Linked DNA regions of Mus musculus: region 2 is linked to region 1. Evidence: chromatin loops called from intact Hi-C (ENCODE). Cell type or tissue: heart. All regions are shown on one strand.

Evidence for each region. A loop is a pair of places that touch in the nucleus more often than their neighbours do. Peaks named below come from ENCODE experiments on the same cell type or tissue, not always from the same donor. Only the 100,000 strongest peaks of a DNase experiment are listed, where the experiment ranks them.
Region 2: it touches region 1 in a loop (3.0-fold over the local background); 5 of 42 quality-filtered maps call a loop at or near these places.

The regions. Positions count from the first base shown.
Region 1 is chr10:13,013,274-13,021,273 of GRCm38, reverse strand. No RefSeq gene overlaps it. Among named protein-coding and RNA genes, the nearest start is that of Sf3b5, 8.8 kb to the right of the region's middle. In heart, CTCF peaks have their summits at 2,614 (motif pointing left) and 4,557 (motif pointing left); no DNase peak of the experiment used is centred here; H3K27ac peaks cover 2,029 bases.
Region 2 is chr10:13,541,555-13,549,554 of GRCm38, reverse strand. It overlaps Pex3 (peroxisomal biogenesis factor 3), which reads left to right. Exons shown (of 12, transcript NM_019961.3): 2 at 3,074-3,205; 3 at 6,850-6,931. Among named protein-coding and RNA genes, the nearest start is that of Adat2, 7.4 kb to the left of the region's middle. In heart, no CTCF peak of the experiment used is centred here; no DNase peak of the experiment used is centred here.

The sequences.
Region 1 (8,000 bases):
TCTAGGGTGAGCCTTAGGTCAAATCAGATACTGATTGGTTACTCCTACAAATGATGTGACACCATTGCACTAGTACATCTGGCAGGCAAAACACCAAATAATGGTAGTGGTAGACTGGAGAGTTTCTGGCTGACTTGGTGATGACATTGTTCTTTTAGTCACATGCAGAGCACCTTCCTGTACCAAACAAATGGTTGAAGGCTCTATGTAGACATCATCTTGGCTTCTCCATATTCACTAAGTGCACAGGAGTGAGACTGTCTGAGCAGAAGGAGACTCAGACCTCCTTCTCCATATTCATTGAGTGCACAGGAGTGAGACTGTCTGAGCAGAAGGAGACTCAGACCTCCTAGGTTGAGCTCTAAGATGTCTGAGAGATTCCCAGGACCTGTCCATACCTCCAAACCGCAGATAGAAGACAGGCAAACAGGGCTACATCTCCCTCATTTAACCCATCACTCCACCTGGAAGGCTTGGAGGGATTCTCTGCCTAATTCTCCTGCATGCCGCCCTGACGCTTCTAGTTCCATGCCCATCTCCATTGCACACCTGGCCATTGAGATGTAATTCCTATTGGAGAGCTATCACCCTGGGGCACCTCCTCTCTGGTGACTGGGAAGGCCCATGGCTCACCTCCCTCATCTAGGTGCTCCTGGCATGTTCACAGAGGAGTGTGCCCCATGCCACATGAGTCCAAATTACTGAACACACTTTAGCATATAAGGCCGTATTCTTCAGGGATGCGAGCAGAGGACAGAAGGCAGTGTCCCAAGTCCCTACTCCTGGAGGTAAGTCATGGGACTCGGGAGGACCAAGCCAGCCCTAGGAAAGTGATCTAGAGTCAGATGTTTAGGGGGAGCTGATAACTCCAGGCTTTGCTGACAATGGGTTCACACCAGCTCTGGTGTGGGACGTGTGCACATATTCATGGTGGAAGCTCCTGACCAAGCTGACAACCCCCTCACCCCCCCTACCACCGCTGGTTCCATTTGCGAGGGATACCACAGCTTCCTGGGGGTAAGCCTGAAATATTCTACATGCCCAGCTCCTCAAGAGATAGCTGCTGGCCTCCAGCTCAGACTATTTAACATAGAAACAAAAACCTACCCAGCTCAGTGACAACAAAGACAAAGAGAAACCATCTTTGCCTTGTGCCTAATCCACAGCCAGGCTGGACTCTGTGAATGTGAAGTCATATATTTACATATGTGCTTGCATGTTTTAATGTGTTTATTGACTAAGGACAGGCTGTGAACTCTAGGAGACAGGCCCTGGCTGCCAGCACACAAGTCTCGGTGCAGAGGGGTCCAGAGGCATTGAGTCCCAGGCTGGGATTGATGCTAGGCAAATCCCTGTTTGCAGAGTTGGTTGCTGGTCTCTGGGGCGGACGTGGGGCCTCCCAAGGAGAGTGACTCTATGCCTTTCTGTCCTCTTTCAATTCCTTGGGTCCCTGTGAGGATGAACCTATAGAGCTCTTAGAATATGCAGAAGAAGCCTCCGGACTCAGAAGTGAGAAAGTCTCCCCCACCTTGTGGGAACATGTAGTGCTAATTCCCAAACTCCTGGTCTGTCATGGGGAGAGGTGGGAGACCCTGCTAGAGTTGGGGCTGGTGCTGATGGCTCCACACTCCTCAACACAGAAGAAAGCAAGAGGCCTGGAAGAAACTCATGTGCCCTCCAGGGCAGAAGGACACCCTAGACTGGCCAACCCAGTTCCAGAAGACAATGAATGCAGAACTCCTGTGTGTCCTGGCTGTTCCTGAAGAGAAGTTTGCAGAAGAAAACCAAACCAAACCAAACCGGAATTTCTTTGTCCAAGGGAGTCAGAAGCTTAAGGAGGTGATGGGGACTTATTCAAGTCCAACATGGAAATTTCTAGACTCTAGAATCTTATGTGTTCTGCTACTGCTCTGACACAGCTATCCAGATGGAACCACTGTCCCCCTGAAGAGCCCGACATCAGTGTAGTGTGTGAGAGAGAACTTGCCACAAATCAGTGAGGGCAGGACGCCTTGTCCCTTGGAAAGAAACCTGTGTGTATGTTATGTCACAAGGTGGTACTGGAGGTGGTAATGCAGCTCGGTTGGAAGTGCTTACCCATGCGTGAAATCCTGGCATCCATCCCCCACCACTGCAGAAAACTAGGCATGGTTGCACGTGCCTATAATCCCAGCACTTGTAGGTTGTAGGAGGACCAGAAGCTCAAGGGCATTTTGCATTTTGAGACCAGCCTTAGCTCCAAAAGATTTTGTCAAAAAGTAAAAAAGACAACAGGGGTTTATCAATGGCGGAGCATTTAGTGTCAAACACGAACACTAGACCACTCCACACTCATGATGATCCTTTGAAATGGTGTATTTAGGTGTGTTTTAATATACAATCTTTTTGTAGGCGTGGAGCGATGTGTTATGAGTTACCGGCTTGCAAAAAGCAGCCCAGGGCTCCCGACTCAGTCATTTCCATTCCAAGAGGGTAAGGCTCCCCTGGAAAAGATGATAGACATTGCCTACCCATTCCACCTTGTAGAATCCTGCAGGACACAGACAATGGTGGCATACCCTGAAGGGAGGGGAGGCCCCACTTTTCCATGCTGCACAGCCCCCGTTCGCCCTCTGCTGGGCACAAGAAGAGTCAGCGGGTTCTTTTAGCAACCAGATGCAGAGCAGGGCTGGGACTTGTTCTTTGTTTTGTTTTGTTTTGTTTTGTTTGCTTATTTGTTTGTTTTTAATGATTGAGAACTGTATTTTCCTTGTCAAAGGTGTGCCAAGAGGCTGCAGAGCAGTCTCACAAGGAGCTTCCGACCCGTGACTGGGGATTGCACAAGGACCAGATCTCTCAGCGCCTCCTTCATGGGTCCTTGCACTTCTTCCCCAAGGGTGTGATAGTCCTGGGTCTGTACCACAGCTGGCCAAGGGACAGTATCAAGAGGCTGGCATCTATTCACAGCACTGCCAGTTGGGCCAGGTGTAGACCAAGAAATCAAACTCTCATTGGTTAGCACAGTTTGCTCTGTGTTGAGCCCTGAGGGTCGATCCTCATTGCCGAGCTCTATGACCCTCAAGAAAATGTCAGTACAGATGGCTCCGTGGGAGCAGAAGCCCGAGAAGAGCATAGGTGTCGTGGGATATCCATCTTGATGGCTTTGGACCTGTGCTTACCACTATGTGGACCTCCATGAAAGAAGGCAGACGCTTCTCTGGCTAAGCTCTGGAAAATAAGAGCACTCAAGTTCTTGAGGACACCCTGTTTAATGAACCAAAGTGTCACTGCTGGGCCTTCTAGAAGTGGCTATCAGGCATTCGTGAAGGACAACCCTGCCTCAGGGCGCCACACAGGCCACTCACATCAACATGGGCCCCTGCAACAGCACTTCAGCCTGCTTTCTTATGGACTCCAGGTCCACAAGCCAACTGACAGCACCACCCACAATGGGCGGGGCCCCACACACCTCATCACAGATTTACCTACAGGACAATCTTAAGGATACATTTCCTCTCAGTTTGGCAGTTCCTCAAAAAAAAAAAAAAAAAAAAGGACTGAGGACCGAGTTATACCACTGCTGGGTATATACCCAGAAGATGCTCCAACATATAACAAGGATACATGCTCCACTATGTTCATAGCAGCCTTATTTATAATAGCCAGAGGCTGGAAAGAACCCAGATGCCCCTCAACGGAGGAATGGATACAGAAAATGTGGTACATTTACACAATGGAGTACTACTCACCTATTAAAAATGATGAATTCATGAAATTCTTAGGCAAATGTGTTTGCCTACTGGTCTAATGTCATAACTTGCCCAAGTCTGCTGAGATTAAATGAGATCATACTATGTAAGTCATTGGAAGAGTGATACTTGACAAATCCTAGAAGATGTGATGGCTACCATTCTAGGACTTAGAACTTGCTTTTCTAGCTGTATAAAAACAGGCGCCAGAGACTGAAGAGCCTTTTAATCCATAGTAAGAAATAAGAAATGATAGCCAGGTGTGGCGGTACAGATCTGCAACCTCAGAGCTCAGGAGTCAAAGGCCGGAAGATTGGGAGTTCAAGACCAGAAACCAGGCAACCTAAGACTGTCTTAGAAAGCAGGGCCATAGTTGAGATGTCTTGAGCCTAGCATGATGGACGGGCCTATAATCTTAGGGCAGAAATTACGTAGCAAGGCCCGTTCTCAAAAAAAAAAAAAAAACACCAAGCTGAGCTTGGCGGCACGCCTTTAATCCCAGCACTCCGGAGGCAGAGGCAGGCAGATCTCTATGACTTTGAGGCCAGCCTGGTCTACATAGTCAAGTCTAGGACAGCCAGGACTCTGTTACACAGAGAAACCCTGTCTAGAAGAACCAAACCAGTCAAACAACAACATACGCAGTGGTCTATAACAGAAAAGGATGATGTGGGTTTATCTAATGGAAACTGGCCCGGTGTGCTGTGTGGTATAGAGCAGTTTCCAAGTTTAGGCAAAGAAACTTGATTCCTTGCTGAAGTCAGCAGGAGTCCTTTGTGCAGAGCGGTTCTAAAAAAGTAACTCCTATCCTATACTGCCCTCCAGTGGTCAACACAGACATTACTCTAAGAATGCCTGAAACAACTAAACGTATTAGGACAGCTTTTTAGCTTCTGAGATGCACTTCATTTTCTGATCCTTAAATGAGAATTGTCATTACAAAATTATTTCCTCCACCATGAGTGTTGCCACTCTAACTGATAAAGATTCATACAGCTTTGGTTTATGTAGATGAGATATTTCATGTGGTCTCATACTCCTTGGTACAAGCCTCTAAGGTTTTCATATTTCTACCTTTAATCCCAGCGCTCGGTAGACAGGCAGATGGAACTCTGTGTGTTCGAAGCCAGCCTGGTCTACAGAGAGAGTTCTAGGACAACCAAGGCTATGCAGAGAAACCCTGTCTCAAAAACCAAAACAAAGCAGCACAAAACACGTGTATCTTTAAAGTCTGAGATAAAAACTGATGAATTGAGCCAGATGTGGCAGTGCACACCTTCAGTCCTGGCAGAGGCAGGTGGATCTCTGTGGTTTCTAAGCCAGTGTAGTCTACATAGCAGGTTTCAAGCCAGCCAAGGCTACACCGTGAGATTGTATCTGGAAACAAACAAACCAAACCAAAGAACTACTACCTACCACAACAAAAAGTACTAAATTATCCCAATAGTATTTTCCCACATTAAATCTACTTGGGGGTGATTATATAGTTGAGATTTGGACTTTGCAGCTAGAATAACTGGCTGTAATCCAGACTTAGTTACTATTGAGAATCCAGGCTTAGCAATGTTCTGGTTGGCTTTCTAATGCTGTGATAAACACCATGACCAAAAGCAACATGAGGAGGGAAGGGTACATTCCCCATCCAGTTTATCGCCTACCATGGAGGTTAGGCAGGCATGGACTCAAGACAGGAACGTGAAGGTTATAAGTCAAGCAGAGAGAGTAGGCTTACACTCAGCTACCTTTCTGTATCTTTCTTTCTAAAGATGAATTCAAATGCTATTTGCTTATTATGTGTGTGTATGCTTTGCCTTCATGCATGAAGGTGCCCACAGCAGACAGAAGAGCCCGTCAGATCATCTGGAGTTATCGTAGGTTATAAGAAATCAAACCTAGCTGGGCGTGGTGGCGCACGCCTTTAATCCCAGCACTCGGCAGGCAGAGGCAGGTGGATTTCTGAGTTCGAGGCCAGCCTGGTCTATGAAGTGAGTTCCAGGACAGCCAAGGCTATACAGAGAAACCCTGTCTCAAAAAACAAAAACAAACAAACAAACAAAAAAATCAAACCTAGGACCTCTGGAAGAGCAACCAGTGTTCTTAACCACTGAGCCATCTCTCCAGCCCTCAACTACCTTTCTTATCCCTTCCAAGGCCACCTGCCTCGGGGTGGCACCGCCCACAATGGGTGTGGCCTCCTATATCAATAATTAAACAAGAAAATGCCCCCTTAGACTTACCTGCAGGCCAATCCGATGGAGGCATTGACACACTCCTCCTCCTCAAGGCTCCTCCTTCCTAGATGACATTAATTTGTGCTGTTGACAAAGCTCTAACTGGTGTATTGAATCATCATCATCATCATCCAGGACTAACTAATAATAGTAATACATGTTCAGATAATAATGATACAGTTCAGATAACAATAAAAATGCAATATAATAAATAATCCAGGCTTGGCTAGTAAGCTATATATAACTCTGGGCAAATACATTTCTCTGACTCTCGTGCATGTGTTAAATAGAAATTATGTAAGCTAGACAATGAAGTGCTGAGCACACAGGGGCTTCCCAGCGTTAGCTGAGACTGCTGTGACAGGACGATGCTCTCGGTGATCTGCCTCTCCTGCATTACCTGTCTTAGTGAGAGTGGAGACTGTGTGAAGCACACAGTCCACAGCAGATTTCCTGGACTAAGTCCCGTCTTTCCACACTGACCCTTCAGCTTTTATCGGATATGTTCGGATCTGCCAGACACTGTTCACGAAATAAATAAGCTAATAAAACAGAATAAAATCTTTGACTTTGCCATTTTACAAGACAAACCCTAGCCGGCTTAAGCAGCCTTTCACTAAATTACTAAGTCCCGCCTCAAATTTTGCAGTTCTGAATGGATGCACTCCTGAGTTTAGTGCAGTGGTTCGCAACCTTCCTGATGCTGTGACCCTTTAATGCCCTTCCTCATGTTGTGGTGACCCCAACCATAAAATTATAATCATTGATACTTTGTAACTGTAATTTTGCTTCTGTTATAAATCACAGTGTAAATATCTGTGTTTGTAGGTGACCCCTGTGAAAGGGTTGTTTGACCCCCCCCCTCAAGGGTTCGAAACCCACAGACAGGTTTCGAGCCACCGGTTTAGCACATGTGTCACTCGGCTCTGTAGCTCCAGGCCTGCCCTCTTTTTCTCTAGTGTAAGTGTCATTACCCCTCAGGCTTTCTTGCTGCAGCCTCCAAGGAGAGTTCACCTGAGCAACACTTTGGATTCTGTATCAAGTTTTCTGAAGCGGTGATTCACAGTGCAACTTTTCCTCTCTGAGGAGAGTGGGGTGGAGCCGAGCATTGGCATTGACATGTTAATTGCATGAACACTTACAAATGGTTCTCCTTCACTTTGCCTGTGTACTCTCAATGCAGCATCCACAGGGTCCCTCCAAAGTAGCAATTTAGCAGCTTTCCCGAAGTGACAGCTCATTTCACTCATTTTTGAGAAAATATCTGTCAGATACCGAAGTATCTATTATTTAATCTACCATCAGTCACTCGGGAAACGCAGTAAGGTGCTGTGAGTAAGGTTGCATTTCAGGGAATCTGTAGTCAAACTCTTCCCGTAATCAAAACCCGAGTTCATTAGCGTTTTCTCACCACAGTTAATATTTGCACAGATTACACAAAAGCAACATCAGTAAAAGTGACTGGGTGCGAGTCAGGACAATGGCATCGAGATTACAGCAGTGGTGGGAACACTCTGCCTCAGCTGCTCGGTGGAAACGGACAGAACTGTTTCCCTTCTGAGTGTCTGAGCTGTAAGGCAAGCAAAGGGATGTGCCTGTAAACCCAGCACGCAGGAGGCCGAGGCAAGAAGGCAATGAATTGGCAGTCACTGAGACCATCCTAGGCTACATACAGCATTTGGGGGTGGGGGGGGTCCTTGATAAAGCAATACGATCACTAGCTTTGTGACATTTTTGCCCTTGAAGACCTACTATATCATGAGATTGATAGGGTGTTGTCTTAGTTAGGGTTTTACTGCTGTGAACAGACACCATGACCAAGTCAAGTCTTATAAAAACAACATTTAATTGGGGCTGGCTTACAGGTTCAGAGGTTCAGTCCATTATCAAGGTGGGAGCATGGCAACATCTAGACAGGCATGGCACAGGCAGAGCTGAGAGTCCTATGTCTTCATCCAAAGGCTGCTAGTGGAAGACTGACTTCCAGGCAACTAGGGTGAGGATCTTATGCCCACACCCACAGTGACACACCCATTCCAAC
Region 2 (8,000 bases), 530 kb before region 1:
TGTTGATGGATTATTTCAAATTGTTATTGAAAATAGTTGTGCTATAGAAATCTTTATCCTGGAAGACAAGCCTGAGAGATGGTTTTAAAACAAATGATTTATACAAAGATATTTTGCTTAATTGGCCATGCAAGGAAATGTCGAAACATTTTCACTTTTTTTTTTTTTTTTTTTTTTTTTGGTAAAGCTATTTGATTTTACACACGAAAAAGATGTATATCCAGAGGGAGTAAGTGACCTGCTCCAAGTTACCTCACTTGCTGACCAAGAGCCATCATTAATGCCTGTTTTCTAGTCCTAGAGTCAGCCTGGCAGAGAAGCATATACAGCCCCGAGTCTGTGCTAGCTAATGATCGTTTTCTTTCTTTCTTTAGTATTTCCTAGAGAAACATTAGAAGGAGTCAGTTTGTGAATTTTGTATACGGGATCCTAAGTAAACTAGACCTTGACTAGCAATATCAGTGATAACTAAGGTAAAACAGTGTGTCTAGGACTTAAGCCTGATCTCATGTGTGACTTCTCTGGTGCTTCCACAGTAAAAACCTACCAAAGGAGAAATTTACAAAATTAAAATGTACCTTATACTTTTGAAGTTAATAGCCCTGATCAAGGTGTCTGTAGAGTTTGTTTCTTCAGTCACTTAAAAGGGATCTGTACTAGGCTGTGCCACATGATGATCATCTTGTTTCACGCTGTCTTCTGTAACTGAATACCGACTGTTATAAAGCCACAGAGCTTCTAGGAGCTCGCAAATTGTCTTTTCTCTACACATATCTTTGTCTAAATTTTGTGTTCTTCTCAGGACTCTGGCCATGTTGGGTCGAGGCCCATTGATCTCACTTTGTATCGACCTTATATTCTAAGGTGCTAGGCCTTCAATATATCAGCTGATGGCACAAGCCAGGAGTGGACACAATTTAGCCCTTAACAAATTATTTTCCTTTTTAGCTTTAGCTAGACTATACTGCAGTTACCAAGTAAAGAGTGTCACATCAATGATTCGTTTTACAATATAACGAGAGATAATAATCGCAGTGTATGTAACCTTCTGTGATATGGTATGGAGATAAGATACAAGCAATGCGTTCGGAACTAGTTGAACCAGAATTGCCTGTTGGAGGGTCACTTTGCCTAATCAAAGTTAGTTTCTTCATTCTCTTGGGATCTTGGTGAGGAGGGAGGGGGAATAGGTTCTCATAGTACATCCCAGGCTACTCTCCTGCCTCAGCTGGATGGTGTGGCTGTGCTGCTGTCATGCTACAGAAAGACAACTGATGAACAGCTTTTATGAGTTTCTGTTTGCTCTTGAAGGTTAGTTATAGTGCATGTATTTACATGTGTAGTAACAACAACCATACGATTCCTATTTAGCACAGAATTTTGTGGAACTATCTAAAGATATATAATCTGTTAGATCATCTACAACATCTGTCTTAGTAAAAATAGTTTAGGATATGTTTGCTTTGCAGTTCCTGATGACTACCTTTTCTTTGCTTGTGAGAAACAGACCAACTCCAACTAGATGTACATAATCCTTGTGGCCTTTGGGGAGATACTGTAAGCCACAGACAGTGGAGATAAGTGAGAAATGGTTAGCCCCCTGAGCCCTTGCCGCCAGAATTTATAATGAAAGCAAGTTCTGGCACACATCGGCACTTATTAGCAAAGACAAAACAGTAATGCAGCTTGTTGAATTCTGGTATTCTTTGGCACTCTGACAAAATCATGTACCCAAAACAAAGGTGACAGACACTATCATTGCTGTAACTCTGGATTTGGAAGACTTTCCTGGGTTCCAGGTTAAGCCGGAAAAAGGAGAACGGCCTTCCTAAAGCTACATCCATGTTTGTAGAAATAGTACTAAAATGTTTCAGCTAATCAAGTGTCTTAGACACTTACTGACTCCTGCTAGTCATTGTACTGTTTAGTAAACTATCTGATGCTAATCAGAAATGGCTTATTAAAACACGCCATCTTGTGTGGGGGACTGCTTCAGAAAAATAGTGCATCAGCAGGAGTGGGAGAGAAATAAGAGTGGGTAATAGGGACAGGGGTGACTGTGAGCTCAGTGTGTTGTATGCATATGTGGAATTGTCCAAAATAAAGAAGAGGCTATGACTGCCAGTGTATACTGATCACATTTTAACACTGGAATGTTCATCATATTCCCACTTAAGAAAACCAATGGTCACTCCCCCAGTATATGACAAAACTGCACTCACTTACCTTGTCTGTGCTGAAGACCACACAACCCTGCCATATTTTATACTGTTGTCTTATGATGCTGTCTTCCTGCTCCCTTTGTCATTTGAGTTAGTAAGTTTTAGATAAAGTAGATTACATTTTCTTATTTTCTCAGACTTTTTTCTAAAACATGGGTGGATAAATACATGTCTTCCTGACTATATACCTTTCTTTCATTCCTTTAAATCTTTTATTGTAGAGATTTGTAAAGTTATATGAACTTTGTCACTGAAGAAAACATGGAAAATATAGAAAAGCAAACAAAATCCCAATTATCACAGTTTATTTTACTTTAGAAATTAAATATGTAATTTTCTGTGTATCTATTCTATTAAAATACAAACTTCCTGGATGTTATTTTATCACCTAATAGTATAAAGTAGATCTTTCCTTGAGTCATTAACTATTTAGCAATGTGGTTTTTAATAGCTGCATAAGATACCATTATGTGAATAGATCATGATTTATTTAAATAATCCTCTGTTGCTGAATGTTTAGAATATCTTCAGTTAACTATTAAAGATGCTGCCAGACTTTATAAATTCAGTGCCTTTCTGCTGCTTGTCTGCCAATCTCTTCTTTACTTACTGGCTATATTAAAATATATTTATACATATAATATAAATAAATAAATACTACAATCTCCTTCCCTTTTTCAGTTCTTTAATAAAAGTTTTTGAGAAGCTGTAATTCTGAGGTTGACCCTAATATAAACCTCATAATTTAATCAAAAATTTATTGGAATTATTGGGATTTATTGCTTAAATATTGGTTGGAATTTTTAGTACTCTAGTTAATATACTACTTTTTTGTTTTTTAATGATTTTAGGAGTATATATCCTGGGAAAATATGGACAGAAAAAAATTAGAGAAATACAAGAAAGAGAAGCTGCAGAATACATTGCCCAAGCTCGGCGACAGTACCATTTTGAAAGCAACCAGAGGACTTGCAATATGACAGGTAAGCATGCGCGCGCGCACACACACACACACAATTTGTATGTTAAAGTGCTTGTCGGTTTGCTTTAATTCCCGGTCTCAGGCTCCAGTTTATGGAAAAGCTGAGGAAAGCATGCTAAATCTCAGTAGTCCTGTTAACAGAGATACATAATTTCATTGTGGATTTTAAAAACAGTATGAATACTCATTTTATATATTCATTCATGGATTTATGTATCCACAGTGCCTGCCACTCCTTGAGGGAGTAGGCAGTAAACAGAGTAAGGTCCCCTGAGCTCTGGCAGCTCTTCTGGTGAAAAGATGGCAAACAGCCAGTAAGTGACCTTAGGCTGCTATGGATCCAGTACAGAGAGGAAAGCTGGAAGGAGTGTGGTCTGGGGCTCACACCTCTGCCCAGATGGCGTGTGCAGAAAAGCCTCACTCAGTACAGTAGGGAGAGCACATGCCTGAGATGAGAATATGCTAGAAACATTACAGAAACAGCACACAGGCGCTGGAGCCAGAGAGGGACGTGCTACTGTGGAAAGAGGCCTTGTAGATCACAGCCAAGAGTCTTAACTCTATTGTGTTAATTAATTCATGGTAATAATGTAACTACCAGAGCCAGAAACCTACTGGGAAAAAGCCACAATACAATCAACCTGCTCATGTTTGAAGAGAGCAAGGAGTTAGGTTCTAACTGGTGTAATGCCTGAAAACTAGTTTCTCAAATCTATGTCAGGTCTATTCTTTTTACTATGTACAGCTTTTTTTTTTTCTAACTCCCTAACACTTCTTTTCAAGGATACTTACTTTAGAAGGAATTTACAGAGCTACGTGTATCTGATTCAGCTTTACAAGTAGAATTTTTCTCTAGATTTGAGAGAACTTTATTGCTAGCTCACTTGCCTCATTTTCTAGATGGAAAAGCTAAGCTCACAAAGAGAAGAGAAGTTCACAACAACATGTGACTTTTATATTTGAAGTGATCCTACCTAGTCAGATGCCTCTGTTCTGTGAAACCCTATTCAAAACTGCTGTCCACAGTGACAGCTCAAGTGCACAACCAGGTTGACAGAGGCTCTAGGGAGAGGCTGGTCACCAGAGCAGTTTCCTGTTTGATTTGTATTATCTGTGTTCTTGAGCTAACCTAAACCTCAGCTCTTCCCGTAAAATGGCCTTCCTAAATTTACTTCAGAACTGTACTGGGAAGGATCAGGAGTGTAGCTCAGCTGGCAAAGAGTGCTTGCCTAGCATGTACAAAGGAGTCTGCTCTACATCCTAGCACTTGGGATACTTAGGCAGGAAGATTGTTCCGAGTTTGATGCCAGGTGGCCTTATAGCCAGTCCCTGCTTAAAAAAGAGAAGTGGTTTGTGAGAAGAGAGCAAGATACTGCACATAAGATGCTTGGGACATAGGCACTCCTCAGCATGTGGACTTACAAATCATGTTGAACATGCTGGTGCTCCTGAGGACATACATCTCAGTGAATGGTTAGAGGGTAGGAATAGTCTGTTTCAGATTAGTGTGCAAGTTTTCATAAAATGGTGAAAGGTTACTTTGGGATCGCAGAATACCTCTCAGTCTGACAAAATCCTGTGCCATATTGGGCCTCCCAGAATCAAATGGAAAGGTGTGTAAGCAGTGTCTTGGGAAAATGCCTATGAAGACTAATAGAGAGGGGGCAGGAAGAGGAAAGAAGGTCTCTGACTCTTGTGAAAGAAAGACGTTGAGGTAAGAAATACCTGGGCCAGGCGTAGTGGTGCATACTTTTAGCCCCAGTACTTAGGAGGCAGAGACAAACAATTCTTTATGGGTTCAAGGCTAGCCTAGTCTTTTTAGCCATGTTCCAATATAGTTATAGTGAGACTGTGCCTAAAAAATTAAAAGCCTGAAATGATTCTTCCCAGTTTAAGAAAGCTTGGTGAATTAGCAGGTCCAGTTCCCTGGAGGAGTTCCTACCTGAGTACTATGAGCTAAGAGCGGTATGAACATAGTAATGAATCTGCTGGTTCATCCTGCTGCTCTTAGAAGATGGAGCTGGCACATGCCGTGACCATCACAATCCTCAGCAGATATCCCACTACAGACAGTTAAAAATAGCATAGCATGATCACTAGGAGGTAAAATACAGGTTCTCTAAAAAGCTTGACAAACTACAAATAATGTGATTAAACTTGTACCCTGGAAATCTTTGGTGGGTAGAGCACAGGCATGGAGGGCTTCAGTTTTCCTACAGGCGAGGTCAGTATCAGTCTAAGTGTTGTAAGATAATGGAGCACTTCAGGGCTTTGTCCTTTGTCTTTCTTGACTGTGAGTTTACTAAAGACTGAGGGGAGAAGCTCAGTAAATTTACACATGACATGATGTTTGTTTACGTGCATAGCTGACACCACTGATAAAGTTTCAGAATACAAAATACTCTTTGTTTTTTGGAGTGTTATAGATGACTTGTTTTGTATGATGAGTCAATTTTACAGATTCAGAATGATGCGTAATATTGAATAAACATTGGAAATTCAAATCAAACACAAAGTATAATGAACAAACAGTCCATTGTGACTCCTGGAAGTACTTACTATTAAGTACAGTAACAGGGCCGTAGTGATGAATGTGATTGCGTAAAGGATCAGAGTATACAATCCGGTAGTCAATGCAAGCACGTTCCTGTGTCTTCCGTGCCAAGAAGATTTTACATCAAAAAGCATGGTCACAGTAGCCAGGCTATTTCCATGAGCTGATGAGTACTTCTGTAAACATTATAAATACCTTAATCCCAGTGCAGTTCTATAGGCAGGCCCTGTGTTAGCTTCGATTTACAGATGAGAAAACTGAGGGACAGATTCAAACCTGCAGATCTTTTTGTGATTTGTGTCTGGATTAGAAATGTTTAGCATGGCGGGTGGAAAGGTGGCTCAGAAGTTAAGAATCCTTACTACTTTTGTAGAAGACCTGTGTTTGGGTCCCAGCATTCACATGGTAGCTCATAGTCATGTGTAACTCTAGTTCCAGGGAATGCAGCCGCCTTTTCTGACCTCCACTGGCTCCTACACATATACGATGCACATTCAGGCATGCACGCATACATATACATGTGAAATAAATAGAAGTTTTAAAATGTTACAGAGAACAGATGACTGAAGATATCTGCTCATTGTTCATACAGATGGCTAGGGGGGAACAGAAGAATCAGAAAGAGTCTTCAGATTAGATTGTTATAGCCCGGAGTTGTGAAACGAGTTCTCCATGAACTCTGTTTGCTGAATATAGGATTTTTTTGTTTGTTTATTTGTAAGGTGACTTGCACTTTTCCCTTATTAGTCATGAAGAATTGATTCCAAACTCTGAGGATGTTTAACTGTTACATTAAGTGAAATATTATGCATCCAATGACTTGTAGTTAGCGGTCCATATACTTGGAATCATTTCTAGAGTCCTTTTACTGTGTAATAAAATGTAAATGGTAGTTATTATGTTATCTAGGGAATAATACCAAGAAAAGAAAGTATGTCCAATACAGACACAAGTTTTGAATATTTTGATCTGGAATTGTTTGAATCTGTTATTATTGTAAGCTACTATTATTGTATAGCTTAAAGCAGTATGACTAGCCCATGACTGTGCTCATGCCTTTTGTGAATGTTTGTTTTCTGTTTGTGCGACAGTGCTGTCCATGCTGCCGACACTGAGAGAGGCCTTAATGCAGCAGCTCAACTCGGAGAGTCTCACAGCTCTGTTGAAAAGCAGGTGAAAGCGCACTGTGGTCTTTGGTTTATTGGAATGCAGTCAAAAGTTGGAGAATGTGCTAAATACTTTTAGTGCACCCCTGTTTCCTTATTTTTAATTAAAGCTTAAAATACATAGGCTCAGTTTAAAAAATAAATGTATATTTCGATCATTTTTACATTTTTCAGCAGTTAATTATTGAGTACTTATAGAATACATCTCTGCAGCAGAAATGTAAAACTGAAAATCTTTATGTTCAGTATTGTGCTTCTCATAGTGTAGGAGAGTGTTTTGGATAAGGAACATAAATTTATAAGTAAATGACTAATAATAGGCAAATATAACATGAACATATAATACTGATAAATTATTGTGGCAGTTCAGAAAGTACTGCCCGCATAAATGACCTAATGTGTGGTGTGTGGCATGCACATGGCCATTAGAAATTGAATCCTGTGCTAGTGTGAGGAAATTTCCAGAAACCAATGACTGTTTCTTGTGATGAACAAAATATGGGCAGTGGTGGTTTCAGTAAGTATTATGGCTGGAAGGAAAGAAGGAAGGGAGGGGAGGAAGAGGAGGAGAGAAAGGGAAAGGACAGAGAAAGGAAAGAGACCCAGGTAAGGAACCAAACCTAGAGCCCGTACACGCCCATGCTCACCACTGAGCTACACCCGAAACCAAGTAAACCTTAATCAAGTGGCTTTTCTGAAGTATTACTTCAGTATACTTATAAGTATACTTATAATAGTAGCGTATAATGAGCCTCAAGCAGCAAGTGGGGAAGAAGTACTATTTGCAGTTCTGTGGCAACCCTGTGATAGGAGTCTTCCACACTTGCATGCGCTCATGTGATTTTCACAGTATCTCTGAAGCAGATGTTATCATCTGCATTTCACAAACAGAAACTGAGTACTCAGACAGGTTGAGCGGCAAACTTAAGGATTTTTGTCTTTTGTTTGTTTCTTTTATAATACTGTGATTGGACCAGTGTGAGGTAAACATTTTGCCACTTAGCTACATTCCCGGCCATCTTTGAAACATTTTCTGTTATTCAGAGAATACTTCCCAAAATAATAATGAACGTAAG